Regions from separate parts of the Homo sapiens genome. Here region 1 is linked to region 2. Evidence: read pairs that join two places in POLR2A ChIA-PET (ENCODE). Cell type or tissue: PC-3. All regions are shown on one strand. Each heading gives the region's core, and the rest is flanking DNA. Links, peaks and the distances in the headings are about the cores only. Region 1 overlaps LYPLAL1-DT (LYPLAL1 divergent transcript). Region 2 overlaps LYPLAL1-DT (LYPLAL1 divergent transcript).

Evidence for each region. Peaks named below come from ENCODE experiments on the same cell type or tissue, not always from the same donor. Only the 100,000 strongest peaks of a DNase experiment are listed, where the experiment ranks them.
Region 1: POLR2A ChIA-PET joins it to region 2 with 5 read pairs; 3 of 35 experiments call an interaction of 5 or more read pairs at or near these places.

The regions. Positions count from the first base shown.
Region 1 is chr1:219,121,142-219,136,862 of GRCh38, reverse strand. All of the region lies in intron 3 of LYPLAL1-DT (LYPLAL1 divergent transcript), which reads left to right. Among named protein-coding and RNA genes, the nearest start is that of LYPLAL1-DT, 45 kb to the left of the region's middle. In PC-3, for the core only: no CTCF peak of the experiment used is centred there; a DNase peak (open chromatin) is centred at 7,702.
Region 2 is chr1:219,070,419-219,086,139 of GRCh38, reverse strand. LYPLAL1-DT (LYPLAL1 divergent transcript) reads left to right here. Exons shown (of 5, transcript NR_038845.1): 5 at 4,197-5,167. Among named protein-coding and RNA genes, the nearest start is that of LYPLAL1-DT, 96 kb to the left of the region's middle. RefSeq lists a silencer at 3,840-3,909. In PC-3, for the core only: no CTCF peak of the experiment used is centred there; no DNase peak of the experiment used is centred there.

The DNA.
Region 1 (15,721 bases), core at 6,563-9,062, 52 kb before region 2:
GATCCAATTTGTTGGCATACTATTGTCCATGGTATACTCTCTTGTAACCTTCTTGTTTGTGTAGAATTGGTAGTCATGTTTTCATTTTCATTTGAGTAGCTTCTCTTTTTCTTAGTTCAGCCAACTAAAGTTTTGTCATTTTTGTTAATCTTTCCAAAGAAACTAATATTGGGGGGCTTATAATTTTCTCTATTGTGTTTCTATTCTCTATTTCCTTTATCTCTGCTCTAATTTTTATTTTTTGCCTTCCATCTGGTAGTTTTGTGTTTAGTTTGTTTTTTTTTCTAGTTCCTTCAATTGTAAAGTTAGATTGATGATTTGAGACCTTTCTTGTTTTTTAATGTAACCAGTTATAGCTATATGTTTCCTCTTTAGCACTGTTTTTGCTGCATCCCATAATTTTTGGTATATTTTCATTTTCATTCATCTCCAAATATTTTCTTCATTTTTTGATCCGATTGTTGTTTAAGAGCATGTTGTTTTATTTCCACAAAGTTATGAATTTTCCAGTTTTACTCTGTTACTCATTTCTAACTTTATCCCAGTGTTGTCACAGAAGATACTTTGTATGATATCTATCTTTTAAAATTTACTGAGACTTAATTTGTGGACTAATATATGGTATATCCTGGAAAATATCCCAAGTGCACTTGAGAAAAATATATATATGGCTGTTAGATGTGTTGGTGTATTGTGTTAAGTTCTCTGTTTTCTTACTTTTGTCTGGTTGTTCTATTCATTATTGAAAGTGACGTATTGAAGTGTTCAATTATTATTGAAGAACTGTCTATTTTTCCCTTCAATTATTTCACATTTTCCTTAATATATTTTGATGGCCTGTCATTAAGTGCATAAATGTTTATGTTATTATATAAACTGTTATATCGTCTTGATAATTTGACTCCTTTATCATTGTATTATAACCTTTTTGTCTCTTGTGATCTTTTTGACTTAAAATCTATTTTGTCTGGTATTAGAGTAGCCATACTTGCTCTATGTACTATTTGCATGAAATGTCTTTTTCCATCCTTTCAATTTCAATTTTTGTGTGTCTTTGGATCTAAAGTGAGTCTCTTGTAGACAGCATATAGTTAGATTGTGCATGCTCTTTTTTAATCCATTTTGCCAATCTCCCTTTGATTGAAAAATCTAATCAATTTATATTTAAAGTAATTATTGATGAGAAAGAATTTACTTCTGAATTTTGCTATTTGTTTTCTATGTAACTTTTGTAGCTTTTGTGTCACCCATTTCATGCATTGCTGCCTTCTTCTGTATTTAGTTGACTTTTTGTTTAAACTTCTTTCTCGTTTCCTTTTGTATATATTCTATAGCTATTTTCTTTGTAATTGCCAGGGATGTTATATTTAACATCCTAATGATGTAACACTCTGATTTGAATTTATACCAGTTGACTTCAATAATATACAAAAACTCTACTTCTTTAATAGCTCAATTCTTACCCCATTCAATTGTTGATGTCATGAAATTACATCATTATAAATTGTGTGCTGAAAAATATGAAATAGGAATTTTTCTAAATACATTAGTCTCTTAAATTATGTAGAAAACAAAATGTGGGGTTACACATCAAAGTTACAAAATATTGGGTTATAGAGAAATACTTTTTAAAATGTCTCTTAAATAAAAGTAGAGTTGCAAACCATCATTACAATAATATTATACCAGCTTTTATTATTGCCTGTATATTTACCTTTATTGAGATCTTTATTTCTTCATATGGCTTTGCATTACTGTCTAGTGTCTTTTTTTTTAATTTTTTTATTTTTTTGAGATGGAGTCTTGCTTTGTCACCAGGGTGGAGTACAGTGGTGCGATCTCGGCTCACTGCAACCTCCGCCTCCTGGGTTCAAGTAATTCTCCCGAGTAGCTGGGACTATAGGTGCATGGCACCATGCCCAGATAATTTTTGTATTTTTAGTAGAGATGGGGTTTCACCATGTTGGCCAGGATGGTCTCGATCTCTTGACCTCATAATCTGCCTGCCTTGGCTTCCCAAAGTGTTGGGATGACAGGTGTGAGCCACTGTGCCTGATCCTGTCTAGTGTCTTTTTATTTCACCCTGTAGGACTCCCTTGAACATTTCCCTTAAACATTTGCAGGGCAGGTCTGTGTTTATCTGGATATTTTAAAACTAGTCCTTTATTTTTGAAGGATAGTGTTGCAAAATACAGGATTCTTGGTTGACAGATTTTTTTTTTCTTTTACTACTTTGAATATATCAGCCTGATGGCTCCTGGCCTCCAAATTTTCTTATGAGAAACCCAATAATGTTATTGAGGTTCCCTTCTATGTGATGAATTGCTTTTCTTTTGGTGCTTTCAAAATTCTCTCTTTGCATTTGTCTTTCTAAAGCTTCATTATATGTCCTGGTGTGGGTCACTTTGAGTTCATCTTACATGGAGTTTGTGGAGGTTGAAGTACCTCCATCCTGGATGCTAATCTGCCATGTTGACTTCTGATGAACTGCAATTCTGAGAATGCCTCTTAGATTTCTACTTTCACATGCTTACTGCAAATCCTGTCCTTAGGTCAAAACAACTTTGATATTATCATAAACGTATACTTACCATAAATGCTGCCTGTCCTTAGACAGATTTTCTGTGGTAAGTAAGTCCTGGGTCTAGGGGATAATGACATGAGGATCCACCATGTCGTTTTGTGGCCTTCTGAGACATGCCTCCTGTTTCTAAGTCCCTAGTAAGTGTTCCAGCCACACTACCCTCCTAGGTGCTCCTTTGACACACCAGGAGCTACTTGGAGCTTGCTGTATTCCTGTCCACTCTTCCACATGGCTCACTCTTTCACATCTTTCAGCTCTTTCCTCAAATATCTTTTTAGTTAGACTTTCCCAAAAACCTTAATTAAAATTGCTACTGAAATCAGTTTTGCAAAAATTACAACAGTGAGGAAATTACGATGGTGAAAGTGATCTAACCTAACCAACTCCATCTTACTTTTAATCTTCAAACTGCCCTTTGTCATTCCTAGGCATGGGCCCAAGTAACTTTGGGAGAAATTTATAGTTTAAATAATAATAGCCCCTCCTCAAACTAAACTGCCTTTGTAAAACTAATGAAAGGCCACCAGGTTAGGAGGATGAGAGGGGCCTGAATTCTGCTAAGATGTAGATGTAGTTAAATAATTACCAGCTGTTATTCCAGAGGTCACAAGATTCGCAACTTCTTCAATTACTCCTATAAATAACATCACTATTGTAGAACCTAAAATTGGCCTTTTAAGATGTTTTTTCAGGCTTCTGCCTTTTTGACAACCAGATGGTTCCATCCAGACTAGTGACTCCTCTGTGGCCCCCACCCACAAGGGGACTCAGTGCACAATGACTCTTTTCCACACCCCTATGATTGCATCTCCAACCAACCAGCAGCACCCATTCCCTATCCTCTTACCCGCCAAATTGTTCTTGAAAAACCCTAACCACTCGATTGTTGGGTCAGCTGATTTGAGTCATAATAAAACTCCAGTCTCCTGTTTAGCAGACTGTATGTGTATTAAACTCTTTCTCTGTGCAATTCCTATCTTGATAAATAGGCTATATCTGGGCAGCAGGCAAGACTTACACATTTGGTGGTTACACTACCCACTCAACACTTCCTATCCTCACCTGCTTAACTTTTTTTGATACTCTTTGTCACCTTCAGCACACTGTATTTTAGACTTAGTTATGATGTTCAATGTCTATCTCTCCCTACGAGAATATAAGCCCTGAGGACAGAGATTTTTGTCTTTGCCTTTTTTTCTCCCTGTTTATATCCCCAGGTCACAAAGCAGTATTTGGCAGCTTCTTGATTTATAATAAATATGTGTTAATGAGTGCCTATATAATTAAACTAATTTGCAAATGCATTGGCATGAAGACAACTGTATATATAGGAATTTTTAAAGAGATGTTTATTAATATTTTGAGGATGTGTTTTTTGAATAATGCTTAAAATAAGTACTTCTTTTGCTAACAAATAGGCATCTAATGAAAAAAGAAATTGTCATTTTATTTTCTGAATTCCAGTCACCTTCTTTCTTCCCTGCCTGGGCCAGCCAGAAGAAAGGGTAGCATTTTGCTAAGTTCTAAAAAATTCTTCATTCTGCTCTATGTCATTTAGTGTTAAATTCAATCTGATTATTGTCTGTATATTATAGTTATATTCTTATATTATGAATGTCTTATAGAAATGCAGTTACTAGGAATTAATGCTGATCATTTCAGAAAAAAATACAAAATTAATGAATAAATACATGTAGACCTGGTACACCCTGTGTAATAAAGCAATTATGCATATCCTTCAACTAAAGTTTGCCTATGTTCACAATAATCACTTCTGCCCATTTGAGAATATATGTGCTTGCACATCTTGAAGCATTTAATGTTATTCACATCAAGTTTTGGCACCTCATAGAGCATAAGCCATGCCTAGGATAGTTAATCATGGGAGCTGACATTCTTCATTTTCTGTACCTTAAAGTTAAAACTTATTTAAGGTAATCTTTTTTTTTCATATTTTTTCACCAAAGTAAAACTTCCAGAGCATGAAATAATGCAGTTAGTGTAACAGATTTTAAAAAAAAAAAAAAAAAACTACAGTAACTTTTTCTTGTGGTTATATAACGGCAAGGTCAAACTAAGGTGCCATCTGTCTAGATTCCTATCTCAAAATTCAAAAGGAATAACTGGGCATTGGGAAGCCTGCCTCACTGACAAAAATCAGTGACCAACACAAGACAGGGAAATGACGAAAATCCTCATCATTGGCCTGTTTTTTTCTGTGCAAATAGGTCATCAGGAGGAACCATGTATGGTGGCTATCTGGATGTTTGTTTCCTAAGAGCCCAGTGGGAGTTTCTAGTGCCTCCCCAAACTTCCTGCCTCGATTTGAAGTGTCTCTACAGTCTGATTCTCTTCATCAGCTATCCAAACTTATTTCCCAGTAATTTCATTCTAAAGCCTCTGTTTCTGTCATAATGATCCTGACTGTCTCCAGCCCTATTGCACTCACAGCTGTTTCTGTGCCTTATTTAAGTTGTTCCCTCTGCTCATATTCACCCTCTGTTCCACCCTGACACAGTTTTAGAAATTTTAAAAACGCATTTAAGATTTACCTCCTCTAAGATACATTTCCTGGAGAAACCAATTCATACAATCACTTTTCTCGTTCTTTAAAAAATTCATTAATTAATTCATTCACACTATACTTGAAATCTACCCATGTGCCAGATCCTGCTGGAAGTAATGAGGACAAAAGTGAATAAGAATTAATAAACTCAGCTAGGCACAGTGGCCCACGCCTGTTTCCCAACAGTTTGAGAGGCCAAGGCAGGTAGATCACTTGAGGCCAGGAGTTAGAGACCAGCCTGGCCCACATGTGAAACTCCGTCTCTGCTAAGAATACAAAAATTAGCCAGGTGTGGTGGTGTGCACCTGTAATCACAGCTACTCGGGAGGCTGAGGCACGAGAATCACTTGAACCCAGAGGAGGAGGTTGCAGTGAGCTGAGAATGCTCCACTGCACTCCAGCCTGGGTGATAGAGCAAGACCTTATCTCAAAAAAAAAAAAAAGATTAATAAACTCACAATTCATGGTGAAAAATGATGGAAAATAACAGAGTGTTGTATAAGTACTCAAGAGAAGTCACTGATTCCTGTCTGCTGCTCTTTATATACTTTACCCAAATTCACCAATTTCAACATTTTGTTACATTTGTTTTTCTTGCTTGCTTTTTCTCCCTACATTTCCTGAACTACTTGTGAATAGATTGCATATATTATTTCCCTTTACTCTTTAATAATCTGTGTATTATTTTCAAAGAACATTTCTCACATAACCACACTCAAATGGTCAAATTCAGAAAATGTACAATTGATACAATATATACTTTTATGCTTTGCTATTTTCCTTTGATATATTATGGAAGTAACTCCCTACTGCTTCAGTGAATTCTTCTTCATTTTCTTTTATAGCTACATAATACTATACTATTGTATTGTGTGCATGTAACATAGTATATTTAACCAATCTCCTATGCCTGGATATTTAGGTAGTTTCCAATATTTTGCAATTACAAATAATGAGGTAATGAATAACCCCTTGCATGTATTTTCATATTGTTCAGGGTAAATCCCAGGAAGTGGAATGGCTGCATGAAAAGATAAATACATACACAGTTTTGTTAAATATTGCCAAATCTGCCCTTCCATAAGAGTTAGGCCATTTTGCCTTCCTTTCAGCAACATATGAAAGAATCTTGCCAGTAGTGTATTTATATGCTTTTGAGGTTTTGCCAATATGATGGATAAGAAAAGTTATCTCAGCGAGCTTTAGTGTACATTTCTACTTCTGTGAGTAGAATAAGCTTTACATGTAGGGACCACTTGGTTAACTATATCTTTATGCTTTTGCTCATTTTCAACAGGATTTTAAAATCTTTTTTCTCAATTTTCAAAGCTTTTTACATATTAGGAATATTAGCATTTTTCTTTCATATTTGTTGCAGTAATTTTTTTCTGTTTTCCATTTATCTTTGAGTTTACTTATGGTAATTTTTTGTTTGTTCAATTTGTTTTGCCATTCAAAAGCTTTTTAATTTTTTTTTATATAGTTAAATTTATCAATCTTTCCTTTTATTGCATCTAGATTTGGGGAGCATAGTTATAAAGTTTGGCTCTATATCAAGGTTAATAAGGAAGAATTCACTCGTGTTTCCTTTTAGTACTTGCATGATTTCATTTATTACATTTAGATTGCTGGTAACATTTGTAGTTTATTCTTGGTAATGGTGCAAGGAATACATCTAGTTTTATCTTTTACTAAATGATTACCTAGTTGTTCCAGCACCATTTATTAAGGAGGTCTTCTTTGTCCCATTGATAACATCTTTTACATAGCATGTATATATATACACACACACACATATACATGTACATATGTATGTGTATGTGTACATATGTATATGTACGTGTGTGTGTGTGTGTGTATATGTTGAAATTGGTGAGTCTGGGTAAAGTATATAGAGCAGCAGGGAGGAATCAGTGACTTCTCGTGAGCACTTATAACACCCTCCGTTATTTTCCATCATTGTTCATCATGGATTGTGAATTTATTAGTTCTTATCCACTTTTCTGTCCTAATTACTTCCAGCATATCTGGCACATGGGAAGATTTTGTTTATAGTGTGAATGAATTTTTTATAGGTGTGTGTGTGTGAGAGAGAATCTAGTTTTAGACCTAATATTCTACTTAACTGGTCTGCTTATTCTTGCATCAATTCCATACTTAATTGCAAAGTTATGCTTATTTAATATAGTAGGTCTTAGCCACATGTGGTTACTGAAATTTAAATTTATTATAATGAAATAAAATTAAAACTTCAGTTGTTTAGTTGCACTAGGTATATTTTAAGTGTTCATTTAGCCACATGTGGCTATTTTATTGGACAGTGCAGATACAAAAAGTTCCATCATCACAAAAGGTCCACTGGATAATGCTGTTAAAGAGGTTTTTTAGTATGTTCTAATATCTGGTATGGTTAGTACTTTCTTATATCTCTTTAAAAAATATTTTTTCTGGCTTTCCCTTTTGGTCTATTTAATTTTTATTTTTTGAGACAGGGTCTCGCTTTGTTGCCAAGGCTGGAGTGCAGTGACATGATCATTACTCATTCATTGCAGTCTTGACTTCCTGGGCTCAAGTGATTATCCCACTTCAGTGTCCTAAAGTGCTGGAATTACAGGCATGAGCCACTGCACATGGCTACTTTTTAATTTTTTTTACAGAAACAGGGTCTCAATATGTCGCCCAGGTTGGTCTCAAACTCCTGGCTTCAAGAAATCCTTCCCCCTTGGCCTCCCAAAGTGTGGGGATTACAGGTATGAGCCACTGTGCCTGGCTGTTTATTTATTTTTTTATATGAATTTTGTTATCACCTTGCCTAGCTCAGGGAAAAAGCTCCTTGGTATTTTATTAGGAATATATTTAATTTATAAATAACTTTGGGACAGCTGATACAATTGATGATGTTGAGGTGTACTTCCATTTGTTCATGTCTACTTTTGGTTTTTCAGAAGTGTTTTATACAGTAGTTGCCCCTTATCCACCGTTTTGCTTTCCGTGGCTTCAGTTACCCAAGGTCAATTGTAATCTAAAAATATTAAATAAAAAATTCCAGAAATAAACAATTCATAAATTTAATTTAAATTGTGTGTTGTTCTGAATAGTGTGATGCCGTTACACACCATCTTGCCTGGGATGTGAATCAGCCTGTTTCCAGCATATCCACACTGTCTACACTACCTGCCAAGGAGTCACATAGTAGCCATCTTGGTTATCAAATCAGTTGTTATGATATCGCGATACCTGTGTGTTCAAGTAACCTTTATTTGATTTAATAACTGCCTCAAAGCAAAAAAGTAATGATATTGGCAATTCAGAGATGCCAAAAGGAGAATCCAGAAAGTGTTGTTTTTAAGTGAAAAGCTGAAATCTTTGACTTAAGGAAAGAAAAATATTGAATACCACATCTAAAACTTCTATCCATGAAATCATGAAGAGGAAAAAGAAATCTTACATAGAAGAAAAAAGAAATCTGTGCATAGTACATGTAGGGTTTAGTACTATCTGCAGTTTCAGACATCCACTGGGGTTGTTGGAATGTAGTTTCCATGCATAAGCGAGGACTACTGTAACTTCCTTCATGTCAGCTTCACACATTTCTTGTAAGTTTATCCCTCAGGATTTTACTCATTTTTATGAAAGCATTAATGGAATTTTCTCTTCTATTATATCTTCTACCTGCTTCTTATTTATGTACAGGCTTTAATGTTTATCTTATATTCTGCTGTATGACTGAATTATTTTATTGTTTTAGTTTTATTATTCATTTTCTATTGTTATTGGATGTTATTAAAGGCTTTTTCAGCATCTATGGAGATAATTATGTGATTTTTCTCTTTAAGTCTATTAATGTGATAGATTATATTATTTAGATTTTTCAATATTAAACAATTCTTACACTTCTTATATCAATCCTTCTTAGTCATGGTAATGACTTCTTCTAAGATCCCTCTAAAGTTACTTGCTTGCCTGTATTAATGAACATTTTCTGATCTAAATCTTCTTTTTACCAGGCTCCCATCTGCCAACAGAGATATCTTCTGTTATCTCAGCTATAGTTTTTGATACCAAAAATTTCTTCTGGTCATGACATCTGCCACTCATCAGTGTCTGAACTTAGTGTCTTTACTGGTTCAATGCCTTTTCCTATCCTCCCCCACCTTCCCATTATTATCCCACCATAGAGAACACATCTAGTCTGAATCAGCTCCGTGTACATACATATTGTCATGTCTCCTGTGTACGGCTACATCATATATAAGTGATAGCAATTACTTTTGTCCATTCATTCGCTTAACAAATATATATTCAACATGAACTAACGACTGCATGCTGTACCATCTGCTCAACTATCTAAACTCACATTCCCTGTCCTAATTGAATTTAAAGTCTTGTGGGAGTTGCAAACAAACTAACAAAAATTATCTTTAATGAGAGGAGCACTGTGTGCAATTAGGAAGTCAAAAAAGACTTCCTACAGTTAATGATATTTACCCAAATCTGAAAGACAAAAATATGATGAGGGGAAAAACAGAGGGGAGGGTATTATTGGTAGAGTTTATAGTAGGTGCAACAGTGTGAGAAGACCATGACATGTGTGTGGAACTTGGAAAGGTCACTATAAAGAAGGGGGAGGGATGAGGAATGAAGTGATGATTAAGGTATTTCCATGACTGTTCCTATTGTGGTCATCTTTTTCACTGAGTAAATTAATATCTGAAGTGGTCTTCATTTTTACATTATGTCACTTCGGGTTTCATCTGTGGAACCCTTTCCCTGGCTAGGAATCATGTGTTGCAGAGCAGATATCTTACACTCTACTTTTCAAAACATAAACCAGTAACTGCTCCTAATGAAGAAGAGGCCATTGTTCTCTTTCACTAGGAAAAACTTTATAAACCTCAAATATATTTATTTATTTTGTCAAAACTCACTGCCTTGACAAATAGAACCTAACTCAGAGTCCCTAGAGACTCGGTTGGACACAAACTGTGTGTTTCTGGCCAGAGCATGTACGAGCAAGGAGCTCAAGTAGATCCAAGGATGCAATTGAAATTAAAAGCCAGGGAGACAGTTTAAGGGTCAACCTTAAGAGGCAAGGCAGAGAGGGCAGAAACTATCAGTTTATTCAGGAATAAGGCATTTGGAACTAAGGCAAGTGAGTATTAGACTAAAACAAGGGATTTGGACTAAAGAGTGGGAGTGGATTCTGGATAAACTCCATGAAATGTTGGAGTAGCCCCAGGGACATTTTTATAGGGCACATATGGTCTCAGCTGTGAGTGAGGAAGGAGCTGTTAAGGGCTAAGCTAGATCTTGAGGAGGTCTCAGTCTTTTGTGGATGAAACAGTAGCAATGCAGTCTGAGAAGTTGTATGCTCGAGGCATGCTCCAAGTAGGAGAAAGCTTTAGGATTTTAATGAGGACTTCATAGGAGTAGCATTTAAAAGATATAAGTTGGATGATTGGACGAAGGTAAGGAAAGCCTAAGAGGAGCAAATAACATGGGTCAGGGTGGATGTAAAAAGAGCATCATGTTGCATTTAAGAATCAGTGTCTAGACTGTAGAACAGTAACTTATGTGGAATATGCCAAAGGTATGTTGGGTCCTGTTAGGTACAAACTGGTTAAAGATGCAGTAATCCTAGAAGAGTAGGGCTAGGATTAGGACAATTAACTTCAGCATACACTGGCTTCAGATGGCTCATTTGGCGCTATTTGGATTGGCACTGATGTGCTAAAGTTCTGACCTATTGCATACAACACAGCTGTAGGAGTCTCAAGATGATGGTGATAACAAAGTCTCATCTCATGTAAGTGACCATTTAAGTTGGGTCAGATCTCCAGCCAGCTGTGAAGGTCCAGTGATATGACTGTTACTCTAGTTATGTAGCATGCTACAAACCTGTTCAAGCAGGCTAACTTTCAGTACAGAGCTAGAATCCTGGTGTTAGAAGTGGAGGGTGAACAAGGAAATTAAAGCCTAAACATATAAGAATTAGACAAACATTGAAAAGTCAGTGAGACGGCTGAATCTTGGTGGGCTTATACATGCTAAGGGTTAACACACAGCATAACAATGACCAGTCTAAGGGCAGGAAAACTGGACTCTACTGCCTGATCTTCCCAAAGAGTTTAACTGACTCAGGCAGAATCTGTTCCAAACCTTGGTATGGGCTGGGCACAGTGGCTCACGCTTCTAATCCTGGCACTTTGGGAGGCTGAGGCGGATAGATCACTTGAGGCCAGGAATTTGAGACCAGCCTGGCCAACATGGTGAAACCCCATCCTACTAAAAATACAAAAGTTAGCCAGGCATGGTGGTGCACATCGGTAGTCCCAGCCACTCTGGAGGCTGAGGCATGAGAATCATTTGAACCTGGGAAACGAGGTTGCAGTGAGCCAAGATCTTGCCACTGCACTCCAGGCTGTGCAACAGACCAAGACTCTCTCAAAAACAAAAAAACAAAAACAAATCAAACAAAAAAACCTTGGTATGATTGTCTTCTGAGTGAAAATCTTCGGGGTCCATAGCTGAATAGGTTGTAGTTGTATCTAATCAGTGAGTTTTCTATGTCTCGCTGAGAAGTCTGGTCTTTATCCCTTAGGTAACTGAGGATCCTTGAAGAATTTTTGGAAGTGAAGTAACCAAACATAATTTTTCTTTTGGACGATGACTCTGGTGGTAATATGGAGGACCGATCTGGAAACTTGTAATCTCATCAGGAGACTTTTTTCCTTAAGATAGGTTACATAGTAATGGTTTAAATTGACTCAATGACAATGGGCATAGAAGTAGATATAAGGGAATGCCAATTTACTCCTTTATGAATTGTTGTTTCTAACAAGATGTGGCTTATGACTCTTTGAAAAGGCAATTAATTTACCTGTGTTGTTTTGTAAACACTGCCAACCTCACATGTAAATGGAGAGAGGTAGCCTTTATATGTGTGTCCACCTTTCTCCCAAATCCACATGACAATCCTCCTATTTATTGGGTGATAGATACCCTAGACTGACATTAGTGTCTTTTTGTAAGTGCAAGGCATGGCTCTGTTAGTTCCTAATAAGGTATTGACCCTTAAGCTATCACTTATTTTTTTTCTGCATCTGAATAAAATCAAAGAATATATTTGGAACAAGGGGGTCAGTAGACATAAAAAGTCTCGGTCTGCTAGGTGAGAGCAAAGGAGCTACTTATGTTCCCAGATAGGAAGACCGAGTTCACTGAGAATAAAGATTTTTGGCAGCTTCACAGCCTTGACCAGGTGATGCAATAAAGAAATAGAAACCTATCACCAAAAATGGAGTTCAAGCAGATTGGGTTTCACGAGATGATTTGGAAAGTTTTCATCGAGCGCACATGCAGAGATTCCAATAGCAAGTGATAATGGACTCTGAGAAGCTCTTCACATGCACTGTATTTGTACTAGATAATTCACACTAGAGAGAGGCAATGAGCTAAGCTCAGTATTAATTTCAGGCCTCCTCCCTTCTTATTTAAAGGAAACCCATGCTGTTTTACAAAATTGTCAAATTTGGCTGCATTTTGTCTGTTACTGTAATTGACCTTCATCCCAAATGTCAGGTGGCTTTGTCTAAACCAAAGCAAATGGCCTTTTTTTGGAGTGTTTTCTTTCTTTCTTTGTTTATTATTATGGATCACAGTTGTGTGCTAGGTAACTATAGGGTAATATTGGCAAGCATGTCACATTTTGTCCTTTTTGCTATAGATATGCATTATAAAACTAAAGAAAAAAGACTTCATTGGCTATTCTATCTCCATCCTGACCCATGGATAATTTTTTTGTCCCATACTTCTTCCCCCAAATTAAACATTTTAATGTACTCTCAATTTACAAAATGAGAAAAAAATCTATTTACTTTCAAAGATGAAGTACCTGTCTAAGCTGCATATACGTGGAGCCTCTGGCTTAAACATTTCTATCAAAATCTATTTTGTTACCCATTCAAAACCGGAATATGCACATCTCCAAGGGCAAATAAACAGCCCAAGTGAAATTTAAAATTTTGCAATTATTGATTTTGAAGCAGCCGAAATGCTTCAGAAAATACCTAGAAACTTTTATGCTTAATTTCAGGACACTCAAGAAACAGAAAGTTATTTAAGCATGTATCAAGACGCAAAATATTGTAATAACTAGGTACAGTGGGCATCAGCTATCCAATATCTTTGGACCACCATCTTCTACATTTGTATAGTTCCCTACAGTGTAAATCACACTTTCCAAGGAAGAATCCCTTTCTCCTGAAACAAACATTTAATTTGGTTTCTATAAATAAAATACACCTGGGGAAGACTTTGCTTAGAAACTGAATCAGGCAGACAAAACTGAAAGATACGATGCCTTCCTTTCTCGGAGTGGACTGTGGCAGAGCTGTAATCACAGCTTTCTGAATCTCAAACTTCCTTATTTTGGCAGAGGCATCAGCTTCCTTGGTGGGCCAGTTGGGAGTGTGATTCTGGGAGTCATTCCCGGAACTTAGCCTAATGTCTGTTTCCTCAGCCTCACGATGACTCTGTGAGCCACCCAAATCTTGTAACAAAATCCTTTCTTCCTAAAGAAGGTAGAGTGAATTCTGTTATCACAACTAAGAATCCTAGCATATTTGATAATTGCTCTGCAGGATGGATGATACTAGCAGCCAGTTTGAGCTGGGAACGAATCAGATTATATAATAGCAAGAGCCTTGGCATGAAGGAAAATGATTTTAAAAGTGGGAGAGATCTAACTAATTTTGACTGTGTTAATTTAATCTTGTGTGGTCCACAACATGATTTGAGCATCTGAACGACCATGTCTTATATTTATTTAATATAAAATAAAGCCCCTAATGTGATTTAGAATATTGATCTTGAAAATATTTTACCATAAAAAGTAGTCTGATATTAATGTAGTATTTTCATAGTGCCATTTTATTTTTTAAATGATAATATTTAATTATATTTTCCCAGCACATTAGTTGGAACTTGGAATAGTGTGTAGAAAATAACACATGCTTTAGGCATAGAAAAAAAAATACCTACCTACACAAATGTCTTTGTTTCACTCCAGACCTCCTGATTCTGAAATTCTAGTAGTAATCCCTAGTACTTTGCAGTTTGTAATAAACTTGCAAAATTATTCTTAAGCATAATAAAGTACAAGGAGCAGTGTTTTAGAATACCAAAAGAAAATTATCTTTAAAGAATTCTAATAAATTTATTTCAAAATTGTTGAAATTTGTTAATAAATTGACCACCCAGTTTTCAGTTCAGTGACTTTCACTCTAAAAGTTAAACACTGCATAAGAAAAAGTTGTTCTTAGAGATGAAATTTAAGTAGTTTTTTTTCCAACTATCTTCTAAAATTCACAGCCAACAGTTTAAATATTCAAAACAAACAAAAGTTCAACTTTTACCCAATCATCATTTCTCAACTACTTTTTAGCCTTTTTTTCTGATCAGTATAATAAGAAAAATGATCCAGGGGAATGTGGAGCAGTGTACAATTCTCTTCCACTTAATTCAACATTTATTGAACACTTATTGTGTAGTAGTCATTGTGCTAGGGTTTAAACTTGACATAAAGTGAAATAAAGTAAATCAAAAGGCCGTGATTCTTGTGTCTGAGGAATCCAGTCCAGGAGGAGAGATGGACATGTGGACAGTTTTGGGGTGCACACATGGTGTTTAGGAACATAGATCAACGATTCTCATCCTTGGCCACACACTAGAATCCCTTGAGATGCCTTAAAAATACTAATGCCTGGCTCCCACTTCCAGAATTTCTAATGTATTGTTCTGAGATGTGTGGCCTGGACATCAAGATCTTAAAAAGCTCCCCTGCTGATTCTAATGTGCAGCAGCCAATTGAGGATTAAGATTCACAGTTGGTTCCTGGAGGAGATGATACATAAGGCAAGCCTTGACGTAGATGAAGTAGCTGTCATTAATCAATTGGTAGGTCTACATCATAATCTAACAAGTCATTTGTTCAATTTATTGTTTACCAGATTAATAAAACTATTTCAAATAAAGAAAAAGCCATAATAAAGTTATCTCCCGTCTATAAAAATAACTATCTTTATTTTTTATCTTTCCACTTTATTTTAGTATATAAGCAATTTTACCTATTTGATCTCATTTGATTTTTTTCAACAGCACCATGGGAGTGAAAAAAAAATTAGAGGGGCTTTTTTCAAGAATATGACAGTGAAGTTGCTGTGCACGTGAGGGAGTTCTGCTACCCAGATTTCACTGTGTAAGCCTGGGCTTTTTTCCAGCAGCTGTTCTTATTCTTGGGAGAAGTCAAGAAATTCAAGTTAAAATACCTTGGACTTGAATCAAAAAAAGTAGAGACATCTGGAGAAAAGAGTGATGCAAGGCTATATACTTGGGTGGAGGTCAAAGGAAAGGCAAGGGATTCAGTGGCCAAAAAGCAAGCAAAAGGGGTTGATGGGCCATGCTACCATGACTCCGCAATAACAGATAGCACTTGGGAAAATCAGCAGGTCATGTTGAAAACAACACATTCTGAGAAATGATGACAGATCCATTTATTTGCGACTTGGATT
Region 2 (15,721 bases), core at 8,070-10,569:
TGGTGTCCTTTATCTATCCTAAAATGTAGAAAGTGAAGTAGGGAAGGATGAGGAGTTGATATGCAGAAGAGGAAGCTGAAATAACCTTCCCTCAATTATTTTTCTTAAAATTGGCCTCTGAAGGGAACCCGAATGTTTAGGCATTATTTCACTCTGTCTTACACTCTATTTGTGACAGATAAATGAAATGGTAGACTGTCCATTCTTTGGCTAATGTCAGCAGCCAAATTAATCAAACTGTGGGAAGTTGCTGATATATTTATATGAAAATAACTTTAAAAAAGGCCCAATTGTACACCTGGTTTGTTTCATGGTTCAGGCTGAATATATTTATCTGATATATCATGTGATAATATTAGTAACGAAAGCCCCTAAATTAGCAAGTGGTTTGCCTACATCTCCAAGTCCTTTTTCTTTCCATCCTATGCCACTGATATTCCACCTGAATTGGGGAAATTAATTATCAAAAAGTGCCTATTTGTTTCCATCTTCTTTCTTATTCAAATACTATTTATTTTAAATTACTGTTTACTAATTAATGCTAAATAAATGTAATGCACTGTTAGCTAACCAGAGATTTATAAATAACTTTATTTCTTCATTTTCTCCCTGGGTTTTCTGCTATTTATTATTATTTAAGTTTTAGTGCTTTGAGAGTACAGCCGGCATTTCAACAGCACTTTCCTCTAATGCTTAATCCTAACTCATAACAGAAATATGTATTAAAAGCTTGAGTACATGCATATAAAGAGGAAACATTTTTCTCAACCATCAACACTTCACATTAAATCTTTGGAATATTTAGTGCCTTATCGTCATTTTAATTCTTATTCTGAGTCACAGACAGCATGAACTGAGTTTACAGGGTAATCACTGCGGTAACATTTTCTTCCTCTAGATTATCTTTCCTGGGATTAATTATATTGAGATCACTGCCCTGAGTCATAGTCTTCTGTATTTTAATAGGGTATCAGGCATGGTTCAGATAAAGAAACTTTATTGGGGCTATTTTTGTATCCTCTGTGGATTGGATGAAGATGGAATGTTCTTTGAAGAAATTGTGAGGAAGAAAGAACACAGTTTTCTCCATTACTATTTAACTTAACAGAAATTTTGATCAGTTGGATTTTAAAATCCATATTTCAAAACTTTCTTAAAAGTTTGCATACTTTAAATTCAACATTTTAAAAATTAAAATTAAAAATAAAGTATGTGTGTATGTATATATTCCTTAAATAATTTTGATAAAAATTTTGTTTATATTTGTCTAGGTTTTTTGAAGTATAAATTATATTATAGTATTATTTTAATCTCTCAGATGAATGCTTTTTTATGTACCAGGTAATTTTCTCGGTACTGAGATACATCAGCAGATAAAAAACCAAGAACATGTTAAATATCTGTTCTCCTGGAAGGTATAGTCTATGACAAACGGGGGAGGCTGAAAAATAAATAAACAAGTATATGGATATTATGTCAGATGCTAATGAGTGCTGTGAAAGCAGGAGAACCCAGCAGGGTTAGAGGAATAGGGAATGTGTACGTGTGTTTTTTTATTTTTTCTTTTTTGTTGGGTTGCCATGGAAGGTAACAGAGTACTAAGGCAAATTAGAGAGTGAATGGTTCACGTAATACACACAAAATGGAGGAAATAGCAAGACTGAAGTGTCTGTGGTGGTATCTTGCTTAGTATTCCAAGGAACAATAAGCAGCCTAATATGACTGGAGTGAAGTGGGTTAACAGGAAAGTATTAATAGATAAGAGATGAGGACAAAGAGTTATCAGGGGGTCAGATTTGCAGGCCCTTTTAGGTGCATGTGAAGGACTGGGTTCTGTACTTAATGAGATGGAAAGCCATTGAGAGTGACATGATCTGATTTAAATTTTAAGAGAATCACTATGGCTGTCTGCCATGGGGAAAAAAGTGGTGTATGTATCTTTCCATATTTTGGTATAATAGGGAGTTAGGCGCTCTAGAAAATGTATCTTAAACTATAAAATCAGAGAATGAAATAATTACTCAAGCCAGTCCTCTTATTTAATGTTCTAACCTAAATCACTACTAATTACAAGCAGAATTTATTTTTGCATGAAGCCTTTTGTATGATCACTCTTCAAATATAAACACAGAAAAATGCCTCATATAATACCATGTAAATTAATTAAGAAAAAATATAGTGAATCTCAAAAGGAAGAAAGGAAATCACTAAGTGCCAGAAACAAATAAAGAACTCAGTTCCAAAAGGAACCTTGAAGTGATACCCTAGCAGTTCATAAGACTGTCAGATGCAGCCTTGAGTCCCTCCAGGATAGTGGATTAGAAAAAATATCTTTGAAGATTTTGAAGACAGCCCTAGCGAAATGCAAAAACAATCTTACAGACTTCCCAGGCTCTGGAAGTAGCTATAAATCATCTCCTGAGAGAAAAGTCAAGAACCCAAGCTGCACCAAAAGTATGTGGTCAAAATTTGTAGTAATACATAAAGCAGGAATAATAAGCTTTGAAATTCATTTTTAAAAACTGGTCTGATACCAGAGGAATCTTCTGTACTGAGGCAAAACAATAAAACCTCAATAACTCTATAAAGAAAATTCTGCATCCCTGGATGTTTGGGACACACAAAGGAAAAAATAAATCACCCACTGAAAGTGATCTCTCTTTGTGCATATACAACTTATTTATTTTTTACAGAGACACAATCTATAGAGAGAGTTAACAGAGGAAAGCAGTCACCAACTGAAGATAATATGTCACATGTATACATATACAGACACAGATGCGCACGCACACACACACACACAAGTTTTTTTTAGAGAGACACAATTTTGAGAGAGAGAGTAGGCAGAGAAAAGCATGAAAATAACATACTAAAAACAGAGATAATAGAACAATTTGGAAGAGATTAATAAGTATGTTCATAGTTCTTCAACAAAATATAAAATTATCAAAATATTTGAAGAAGAAATAATAACCTAATGTAATGACAGATCATAAACACTAAAGAACAAAATGAAACTATTAGAAATAAAAGTAATATAGTCATTGCTAAAACAAAACCCTGGGGAGGAGGTGGAGTAAGATAGCCGAATAGGACCCTCCAGCAATTGTCTTCCCCACAGGAACACCAAATTAAACAACTGTCTACACAAGAAAAAGTCTTCACAGGAACCAAAAATCAGATGAGTGATCATTGTACATAGTTTTGACATCATATCAAGGAAAGAGGCACTGAAGAGGGTAGGAAAGACAATCTCGAACAGCCAACACCACCCCAACTCCATCCATCAGCAGCAGCTATATGGAATGGAGAGAGAATATGTGTGCTTGCAGGAGAGACAGCTCAGTGATTGTGGGACTTTGCATTGGAATTCAGTTCTGCCTGCCACAGTGGAAAGCAACATGTGCAGAACTCAACCAGCAACCACAGAGGGAACATTTAGACCAGCCATAGCCAAAGGAAAATAATCCATGCCAGCGTTTGGAACCTAGGTTCCTGCTATTACCACCACTGCAGGCTAACGCTCTCTGGGGTCCTAAATAAACTTGAAAAGCAGTCTAGGCCCCAAGGACTGCAATTCCTGTGCAAGTTTTGGTGCTGTGCTGGGCTCAGAGCCAGTGAACTTGGGGTGCACACAACCTAGTAAGACACCAGCTAGGGTGGCTAAGGGAGTGCTTGTGTCACCCTCCCACAGCCCCAGGAAGCGCAGCTCACAGCTCCTTCTTCCCACTTGAAGAGAGAAGAGGGAAGAGAGTAAAGAGGACATTGTCTTGCAACTTGGATACCAGCTCAACTACAGTATAATAGGCCACCAGACAAATTCCTGAGGCCCCTATTTTAGGCCCTAACTTCCAAATGACATTTCTAGACACACCCTGGGCCAGAAAGGAACCCTCTGCATTGAAGGGAAAGACCCTGTACTTGCAGGATACATCACCTGCTGACTAAACAGCATTTGAGCCTTGAAAAAACATGAGTGGTAACAAGGAAGTACTCACCACAGGCCTTGGGTGACACCCAATGCTGTGTTGGTTTCAGGTGTGACCTAGTATATTCCCAGCTGTGGTGGCCACGCAGAGAGACTCCTGCTTGAGGAAAGGAGAGGGAAGAGTAAAGACGAGTTTGTCTTGCATCTTGGGTATCAGGTCAGTAAAAAACAAACAAACAAAAAAAACAACGGGCTTCTTTTGTTCCAGGCCTTGCCTCCTGGATGGCATTTTTGAACCCACCCTGGGCCAGAGGGGAGCCCACTTCTTTGAAGACAGAAACACAGGACTGGCAACATTTACCATAAGCTGACTGAGCAGCCATTGGGCCTTGAGTGAACATTGGTGGTAGCCAGGCAGTACTTGTCTCAGTACTTGCCTCAGGCCTGGGGTGTCGGTGACCACAGGGAGAGCATCCATCTGCTTGAGGAAAGGAGAACAAAGAAAATAAAGGGCTTAATCTTGCACTTGATTGCCAGCTCAGCCATAGTAGAATACAGCACCAAGTAAATTCCTAAGGATCCTGATTCCAGGTCCTGGCTCCCAGATGACATTTTAGGACTTGTCTTGGGCTTAGGGGGAGCTCGTCATACTGAAGGGAAAAACACAAGCCTGGCTGGATTTGCCACCAGCTGAATAAAGAGTGCTTGGGCCTTGAGTGAACATTGGCAATAGCCAAGGAGTGGTCACCATGGACCTTAGGCAAGAAACCCGGTGCCGTGCTGGCTTTGGATCTGACCCAGCATAATCTCACTGGTATTTTACTTCTTGTCCATTTACTTTTTAGTTTATCATACACACCATGTTTACTAGTACTAAAACTGTCTTAAAATATTGCAATTTTGACCCTTTTTCTAATTGACCTTTATGTTTTTACAAGCACATTTTATTACATATGAATGAGACTTTACTATGTTATATGTAACTCTTAATTCTGTAAATAATAGATTGCTTATCTGAAATATAGCTGATATTTGTTTCTTAATTATTTGGCTATTCCCTATATGTTATACTCTACTAAAGATCATGGGATTTAGATTCAGAAAACTTACTTCCTAGCTCTTATTATTTCTGTGATCTTGCAAAAGAAAACAAAAATGAACCATTGTTTTTTTATCTGTAACAGGAAATGTACTTCACAGGATTGTAATGAGAATTAAATTAGATAATATACATGAAAATCACTTCTGAATTGTCAAGTAATTTGTTAATACTGTCACTATTATCCAGATGTTTGGTAGACTTAAATGGTTTGCCTTTGCCTGTATACTGAGTAAAGAAGCAGCATTTTGGCATTACCAGTTCCAAAACCCAAAACGATACAGAAATCCCGTAACAGAAAATTAAACAGTCTAACCTGGATTCCTCCTACCCCCCTGCCCACCACCTTCATGCTGTGATTCCCAAGATGATTGGAGGGAAAATGCCAGAAACAGATCCATAAACTGCCCATGAGACATACTATAAACAGAAAATGAACCCGTCTTATGTCAGGGCAGGTGATTGAAAAATTAAAAGAGCTTAAGAATAGAAAACTCTGCAATTCCAGATGGTCTCCCTCTAAGGAGTGCACAGGCGATAAGTGACTTGGGGAATCTGTGATGAACATGTGCGAGTCATCTCTGAAAACGGAGGACGCACAGGTGGCTGGTTTTGAATTGAACACCACACCTGTCTTTGTAATAATGCTTGCAATTCGGCATTGCCTTTCATCAGGGCTTCTTGACAGGTTTTGCAGATATACCACTGCAGCTTTTAGAAGGGATGTTAAACCCATTTTGGAGAGAGACATCTTAGAATTGTATGATAAAATAAATGAAGGTTGCAGAGTGGGCTAGAATAGAACAAAGAAATCCTGATAGCCCCCTTTAGGGAAATATGTTGTATGCTTTCTTTTTTTTTTTAATTAAAGCTGATCTCTTTTAAAATTTCACTCAGAAATTAAACAAACATTTACAAAGCACCTACTCTGGGACAATACACGAGGCACAAATAATATACAAAAATGAGTAGAGATTAGTCCCTGCATACAATAAATTTATATTTAAGAGCTAGAGAGGCATTCATTTATAACATGGCTATAGGCCATCATTTTTAAGTAGAATAATATTGGCATAAACAAATGTTAGGTAATCATGGAAGACAGTGATTTTGGTGGAGTAATTGTGGAAGACTTCACAGAGTAAACGGCAATAGTGTAGTTAATCGCATTTTTACAGAAATGTAAATAAGGAGAGAATGGTCCAGACAGAAGCGGTGGCTTAGGTAAAAGTACATGCATGTGAAAGTTTCTGACAAGTTTATAAATGTTCAAATAGTCTGGGATTAACAAGTATCTAACAAATCTGTATCGTCTAGATTATAGTGCAGGCATGTATGGCTGTGTAGATGAGTGTGAAAAAGAAGAGATAAGAATGATTGTGGGAAGTAAGCAAGATTGTGAGGGTAGGCTCTGGTTATATTGTGGAGACTTTGAAACTATGAATAAGAATTTGTTTTCTATAGAAAATGGGGCAGGGATCAGGGATAGGAGGGGAATGTGAACATAACAATGCTGGTGGAAATGTGGACAGTGAATTAAGGAGGGAAAGGAAGAGGGTAGTAAAATGGCTATTAAAATGAATCAGCTGAGAGATGGGGCTTGAAAGGAGAAGATGGAGTCAAGATATTTCAGACATAGAATATATTTTATCTCTGATTAAATGCTGAGGGTTAGGGAAGAGAAAAGTTGAGAATGACTCCAAGACCTATAGCTAGAGACTGAGTGGATAGTGATGGCATTAACTAAGGGAAGACACAAACATAGGCAAGTAGCTTTAAGATGAGGAGGAGAATATCAACTCAGCTTTTGATATTTTAAGTTAGATATGCAAATGAGGCACCCTTAAAGAGAAGACCAATAGGAACTCAGAAATTAATCTGGCCTTAGAGAGAAAAGACCCAGCTCTTTCTCTAAGATTTGTAGGTCCTAAGACAAGACTGCAAATGGAGGACTGTGTACCATATGTTAAATATTTAAAAGTTATAAATCAAGCCACAAACTGTTAAATAAAATATCTAACCTCCTACCATGACAAACATGCTTTCATATCAACCTCAAAGGCCAAGTTCGAATTACAGTTCCATGATAAAATATAGTGGCAGTAACTCAGAAAGGACCTCTTCTCCTCCCACTTTACCCTCCTTCCCGCTAGCCCTATCCATGCACAGGCCTCAGGGTCACACATGGAAATCCCAGGCTTAGGAGCTATGTGAAGCCATTATGAAGATCTTGAAACTATGAGAAGAAATTTGTTTTCTATTCTATAGAAAATGGGGCAGGGATAGGGGCAGGGAAGGAATGTGAACATGATGATATCTCCACTTCATCCCTGCTTCTCACAAACAACCACTCCTTTGTCACCACTTGGATCTTGGGATACACTGGATGTTTGGAAGTATAGTCCTGAAGTCAAGAAGCCACTAGGCCCTGGAAGTAGATTCAACGAGATAGAGAATGTGAATAGGAATTATGATGGTCCCAGGTACCCAGCATCTGAATCAGAAGGGATAGTGTGAGCTGGGAGACAACTGGCCCTGGAGGGGGAGGATGGGAGATAGAGCAAATGTCTAAAGCTTGGAGTCTAGAAGGGGACTTCTCTTGCCCTGGTCTAAAAGGGTTGATGAGAAGAGACTCCTAGAAAAGTAGATTTGACAGTCAAATATTTATGGGAGTGAATGAAATAAAGAAAGCATAGAGGAATAGGAAAGATAAAGTATTAAAAGGTAATTTAAATTACAAATAAAAGGTCATTACCACTTGTTTTAATTTCAATTTTAAGTTCTGAAGTACATGTGCAGGTGTAGGATGTGCAGGTTTGTTACATAGGTATACGTGTGCCATGGTGGTTTGTTGCACCTATTAACCTATCACCTAGGTATTAAGCCCAGCATGCATTAGCTATTTTTCCTAATGTTCTTCCTCCTGCTTTCCCCCAACAGGCCCCAGTGTGTGTTGTTCCCCTCCCTGTGTCCATGTGATCTCATTGTTCAGCTCCCACTTATAAGTGGGAACATGCGGTGTTTGGTTTTTCTGTTCCTGTATTTGTTTGCTGAGGATAATGGCTTCCAGCTCCATCCATGTCCCTGCAAAGGAAATGATCTCATTCCTTTTTATGACTGCATAGTATTCCAAGATGTAGCTGTACCACATTTTCTTTATCTAGTGTATCATTGATGGGCATTTGGGTTGATTTCATGTGTTTGCTATTGTGAACAGTGCTGCAACGAACACACATGCGCATGTATCTTTGTAATAGAATGATTTATATTCCTCTGGGTATATACTCAGTAATGGGATTGCTGGGTCAAATGGTATTTTTGGTTCTAGACCTTTGAGGAATTGCCATACTGTCTTCCACAATGGTCGACATTACCACTTTTAAGAAGTAGATCATATAGTACCCAAATATGGAGCTGGGAGGGGAGGAAACAAAGGTAGCAAGTGCAGTGTACCCCTACAAGAAATGTATCAGAAGAAAGAAGCAGCTACAGGAAGAACTTACAAAGATCAAGAATTAGGGATTTTTTTAAAAAAATAATAAAGGGTTAGTTTTTCTTGTTAAAATGTCTCGTTGCAATAGTGAAAGCTACCCAAAAAGCAGATTAAAGGGTTAAAAACCAGATGTCATTTAGAACAAGGAGTTTAAATGATGAAGCCTAGGTTTGTATACATGAGGGAAAAAATACAAATGAGGCAGAAATATTAATTTTTATGAAAAATGTAGCTGTACTGACTACCATTAATGTCAACATTAATAAATAGTTTCTGTGAAGGATGCAGTTTATGTTATTTCAGTCAATACATGGAGTTGATTGTCTAAGTACTGGCGTGTCTAATTTTATATATGAATCAAGAATGTCTATCCTGGGAAGAAAAGTCAGCAATCATACTGTGAACCCAGTTCTCTGCTCAGAGAAGAGTGGAAGAGCATAAATTACACCCAGCCATGGAACAGCCACACTCAGTGTATTAGACAAGACACATATGTGTAAATAACAAAAGACACTATAGAATCATCAATAGGAAATTGTAATTATTTTGGTGATAAACAAAATAGGGATATCAATGTAGCTGGGCTGGCAGTCCAGAGATCCTAGGGTTTTAGCTTAGTTTGCTAGATTGTTTGTGAATCAGGATAAAATATTCAACTCAGCCTTAGTTTCTTCATTCATCATGTTGAACTGTGGATTTTTATGATCTAAAGCTCTGGAAACTTTTGTTCAAACAATGTCTTTCTGGGAAAGGTAAATAATTAAAATGATGAAAGCAGTGCTGGATTAAAGTAGGTGAGAGCTCCAGAACTCTGTTGCTCACTTTACTTCCCTTCCCATTTCTAACTCTCTTTCAAAAGCCTTCTAAGTGTCTCTATGTTGCACAGTTGGAAAATATTTGAACTAGATAATCTCTAAGAGTTATTCCAAGTATAAAATCCTGTGACTCTACTAAGTCAGGTACAGCTTTGCAGATGAAGTGGCGCTTGAGTGGGCCTTTGAAACTAGGCCATATATTTGGATTAGTGGGTAGGAAGAGTGAAGATATTTAAAACAGGAAGAAGAGCATAATAAAAGAAATAGTGAAAGGAATAATACTGGTTTCCTTGGCAGAGGATGTGTGGAATAATAAAGAGACTTTTCTAACTAAACTGCAGGGATTGTAAGGTAGAGCTGTGGGAAATAAAATTTAAGTGCAGGGCACTTGCTTTTCATATGAGAGAAGTGTTATTCCTGGATACTCTGCATAACTTAAAACTCAAATAATTCAAAACAAATTTTCCCAAAGGGGGAATGCATTTTTGGAACTTAAGAATTTCTAATTCTTTAGTATATATTTAGTATATATTTGCTTTGAAATTGCTTTTTACATTTTCTTTATTATTTTGCTGAGGACTCTTTCCTACATTAATATTGGTGGTTGTTTGCTTTTCTTCATAGTGCTTTATCACATCATATGTCTATTCCAGTTATTAACTTTATTCTTTTTTTCTCAGCACTAACTTTAGCAGCACCATTTAATGAACTTGAGTAACACTGTGCAAGGATATGAAAAACAAGATTAGAAATGATAATAAGAGTGCTTGCTTAGATTCTAAAACCAAGACTCACTTTCAGAAATTCTGATACAAAAAGTAATCGATAATGGTTCTCCTAATACTGACAAAGGAGAGTTTGTGTTTCATTTTCCTAGTGGCGTGGGTGATGACAATAACATAAACACAGTTTGCAATTAACTATGTTTTCAAATTATGCTATTTTGCAAGAATTATATAAATTGTATTTCTCATCAGTTCAAATTTGGCATGAACATTTCTTTAATCCCACAGTTTCATAATTTACAATCTTACTTCTGTGTATTGTGAAAATGGTCTGAGCATAGGGAATGTATGCTATTTATCTTTGTAATCCCTGAGGTATCTTAGCACTCTGCCTCTCAAGAAATACAGCATCTGCTAAATGGAATTGATTTGTTCCACAGATAGTTTGCCCTGGTCAGAGGTAAGATTAGGGAGTGGAAATTCATAACTTAGGTTCTCCAGATCTGGTTGCACGCTAAACATAAAGGAAACACAGAGTAAATGCTTATTGATTTCTGAACTAGGAGGGTGGGCTTTTCTAACCACACCAATTTTAGCCATTGCTATATCTTGTAAAGCTATAAAGGATTGATTAAACACACTGACTTGTTACTGAGCAAGATTCAAGGAAGATGTGTGTCTTGGACAGGGAACAGCTAGAGACTTTGTGCTCAGTTAGGCTGGGATGACACATGGAGAAAAACATATGGAGTCAAGGGTGACTGTAGCCAAGAAGAAAGGTGAAGCAGAGTGTGGAGCAAAACATGCAGCTGGAAGCAAGTGGCTGACTACAGCCCAAAGTGCTATAGCTCTGTCTAGGCAATGCCAAAAGTCTAGGTGAGGAGTGGAAAAATCAAATCAATCATCAGGATGGTTCAAAACATCCCGATGTGTGTTGTCATCAGGGCCATCACTAGGGGTATGTGGGGATAAGGCAAATAGTCTTCCCACACTCCCCCAGCCCAGATATTTTTATTCAGTTGAAATCATCCTGGAAATGGAGGCTTAAATAAAACTAAGCCTTCAAAGAGCTCTGCATATTCAATCTACAAAGAGCTTATGTAAAGGTGGGGAGTAGTAATTCGTCTTAGTGCCTTAGGGGCCCTAAGAACCATATCAGGGTTTCAAATTGTTAGATTCTAGTGATAGAATCAGATATGATACATTATAAATGGTTGAATAATTCATTTTTAAATATGAATGTTATCTAGTACTTTAAGCCTATTGTCTGAAAGTCAATTAAGTGGGTTTATCCAGTACATAATGTCAGCAGAAATATAGGAAAGCAGCTATAAATGAATGGAATTATTTGGAATAGTTCAACATAGGCCTGTACAATGTGATAATTAAAAGTAAATCTTAAGGTCAAACACAGGGAAAATAAGTACACCCTCAGAAATGAGGTGACAGATTTCTTTTTTTCAGAGATCTCTATGACTAGTTTTCCTGAGGCCACAGGCTGTGACTTGCATATCCCTAGAATATTTGGTTTGGCCAAAATATGCATTTGGAATGAACAGTAGTAGATAAGAGAAAGACCTTTAGCCTTTGATTTGGCCACTACAGCACTCATAATCAGAATTTATTTCCAGGTTAGAGCCTAGATTCCCAAGCCAAACTATCCAGCATACATTTCAGTTGGGAATAAGGGTTACATTTCTAGGCTTTCGGAAACACTTGACGAGATCTTTGAGTGAAGCGGATACAGAAAGCAGAAGATGAAGGTGGGAACACTGACATTTAGAGCGCAGAGGGCCAGGCATGTATAAGAGCTCAGTTTCAGAGGCCACAGGAATATGTGCAAGTCCCTATCAGAAGTGAGAGGGCTCAGGGGAGAACTTGACACTCTTGGCTTTAATTATTGGATAACTCTATTTTTTATTATTATTATTATACTTTAAGTTTTAGGGTACATGTGTACAATGTGCAGGTTAGTTACGTATGTATACATGTGCCATGCTGGTGTGCTGCACCCATTAACTCGTCATTTAGCATAAGGGAGGCACTGCACCAAGTATTGTTCCAGGTGATAGGAAAACAGCAAGGAACAAAACCAGCTTTCCTGTCCTGTGGGACTTAAATTCTAAACAGGGAGATAGGCAATAGATAATCAAATAAAAATGAAAAGACACATGATATGTCTCATTTTTATAGAAGAAAAATCAAGAGGAGTAAGCCAAGGAAGAGTAAAGGATTGTGTACCTGGAAAGGTGACTGTTAAATTGGAAAATGATGATTGTGTACACTGGTATGTACTACTCAGATTGTATCCAGAAACTTTTTCTAGGAACCATTTTGACCTACTAGGTACACGAGGCATTTCTAGATACAATAACAGATAAAGATATCACTCAATTGAATCCTTATTTTGCATTGAATCAGACCTGGTTGAAGAGGGAATTGCTAGTTTTGGTCTAGATGGGTTGAGACATGGAAATGGCAACTAGTATTTTTAAAAATGCTTTAAAAATTGTGATCTTATACACTTCTAGTGAGAATGTAAATTACTACAACTTTTATGGAAAGCAGCAAGGAGATTCCTAAAAGAACTAAAAATAGATCTACCATTCAATCCAGCAATCCCACTACTGGGTATCTACCCAAAGGATAAGAAGCCACTATATGAAAAAAACACATGCACACACATGTTTATTGCAGCCCAATTTGCAATTGCATAGATATGGAACCAACCTAAATGCCATTGACCAATGAGTGGATAATGAAAATGTCAAGGAATACTACTCAGCCATAAAAAGAAATGAATATGTCTTTTGCAACAACTTGGATGGAGCTGGAGGCCACTATTCAAAGTGAAGTAACTCAAGTAACTCAGGAATGGAAAACCAATTATTGTATACTCTTACTTATAAATGGGAGCTAAAGTATGTGTATGCAAAGGCATACAGAGTGATATAATGGACTTTGGAGACTTGGAAGGTGGAAGGTGGGATGTGGGCAAGGGGTAAAAAACTACATATTGGGTACAGTGTACACTACTCAGTGACAGATGCACTAAAATCTCAGAATTCACCACTACATAATTCATCCCTGTAACCGAAAGCCACTTACACATTAAAAGCTACTGAAATAAAATAAAATTCTTAATTCACATACCGTAAAATGTGTACATTGCTTGATTTTAAGCATATTTACAAAGTTGTGCAACCATCATTACTAATTCCAGTACCTTTTCGTTACCCCTGCAAAAATTCTATACTCATTAGCAGTCACACTCCAACGTCCACTCCCCTCATCTCCTAGCAACTACTAATCTACTTTCTTTCTCTATGGATTTTTCTCATATCAAAGGAATTATACATTATTTGGCCTTCTATGTATGGCTTTTTTCATTTAGTATAATTGTGTTAGTGAGTTTTCACGTTGCTGATAAAGACATACCCGAGACTGGGCAATTTAAAGAAGAAAGAGGTTTAATGAACTTGCAGTTCCAAGTGGCTGGGGAGGCCTCACCATCATGGTGGAAAGCAAGGAATAGCAAGTCATGCCTTACATGGATGGCAGCAGGCAAAAAGAGAGAGCTTGTTCAGGGAAACTCCCCCTTATAATACCATCAGATCTCATGAGACTTAGTTGCTATTACGAGAACAGCACAGGAAAGATCTGCCTCCATAATTCAATTACCTCCCACTGGATCCCTCCCACAACATTTGGGAATTCAAGATGAGATTTCGGTGGGGACACGGCCAAGCCATTTCTTTCCACCCTTGGCCCCTCCCAAATCTCATGTCCTCACGTTTCAAAATCAAACATGCCTTTCCAACAGTCCCCCAAAGCCTTAACTAATTTTAGCATTAACTTAAAAGTCCACAGTCCAAAGTCTCATCTGAGACAAGGCAAGTCCCTTCTGGCTATGAGTCTGTAAAATCAAAAGCAAGATAATTACTTCCTATATACAATGGGGGTACAGGCATTCGGTAAATACAGCCATTCCAAATGGGAGAAATTGGCCAAAACTAAGGGGCTACAGGCCCCATGCAAGTCCGAAATCCAACAGGGCAGTCAAATCTTAAAGCTCCAAAATGATCTCCTTTGACTCCATGTCTCACATCCAGGTCATGCTGATGCAAAAGGTGGGTTCCCATGGTCTTGGGCAGCTCCACCTTTGTGGCTTTGCAGGATACAGCCTGCTTCCTGGCTACTTTCACAGGCTGGCATTGAGTGTCTGTGGCTTTTCCAGGTGCACGGTGGAAGCTGTCAGTGAATCTACCATTCAGGGGTCTGGAGGACGTTGGCCCTCTTCTCATAGCTTCACTAGGTGGTACCCTAGTCTGGACTGTGTGTGGGGGCTGCAACCCCACATTTCCCTTCTGCACTGCCCTAGCAGAGGTTCTCCATGAGGGCCCTGCCCCTGCAGCAAACTTCTGCCTGAGCATCCAGGCATTTCCATACGTCCTCTGAAATCTAGGCTGAGGTTCCCAAACCCCAATTCTTGACTTCTGTGCACTGGAAAGCTCAACACCACATGGAAGCTGCCAAGGCTTAAGGCTTTCACCCTCTGAAGCCATAGCCCAAGCTCTATGTTGGCCCTTTTTAGCAATGGCTGGAGCAGCAGAGACACAGAGCACCAAGTCCCTAGGGTGCACACAGCATGGGGACCCCGGGCCCAGCCCAGGAAACCATTCTTTCCACCTAGGCCACTGGGCCTGTGTGGGAGAGGCTGCCACGAAGACCTCTGTCGTGCCTGGAGACATTTTCCCCATTGTCTTGGGGATTAATATTTGCCTCCTTATTACTTATGTAAATTTCTGTAGCCAACTTGAATTTCTTCTCAGAAAATGGGATTTTCTTTTCTATCGCATTGTCAGGATACAAATTTTCCAAACTTTTATGCTCTCCTTCCCTTATAAAACTGAATGACTTTGACAGCACCCCAGTTGCCTCTTGAATGTTTTACTGCTTAGAAATTTTTTCCGACAGATACTCTAAATCATCTCTCTCAAGTTCAAAGTTCCACAGATCTCTAGGTCAAGGGCAAAATGCCACCACTCTCTTTGCTAAAACATAAGAAGAGTCACCTTTGCTCCAGTTCCCAACAAGTTCCTCATCTCCATCTGAGACCATCTCAGCTTGGATTTCATTGTCCATATCATTAGCAACATTTTGGGCAAAGCCATTCAACAAGTCTCCAGGGTGTTCCAAACTTTCCCACATTTTTCTATCTTCTTCTGAGCCCTCCAAACTGTTCCAACCTCTGCCTGTTACCCAGTTCCAAAGTCGCTTCCACATTTTGGGGTATCTTTTCAGCAGTGCCCCACTCTACTGGTACCAATTTACAGCATTAGTCAGTTTTCATGCTGCTGATAAAGACATACCTGAGACTGGACAATTTAAAAAAGAAGAGGTTTTATGGAGTTACAGTTCCAAGTGGCTGGGGAGGCCTCACAATCATGGCAGAAGGCAAGGAGGAGCAGTCACGTCTTACATGGATGGCAATAGGCAAAAGAGAGAGCTTGTTCAGGGAAACTCCACCTTATAATACCGTCAGATCTTGTGAGATTTATCTGCTATCATGAGAACAGCATGGGAAGACCTGCTCCCATGATTCAGTTATCTCCCAAAGGGTTCCTCCCACAACATGTGGGAATTCAGGATGAGATTTGG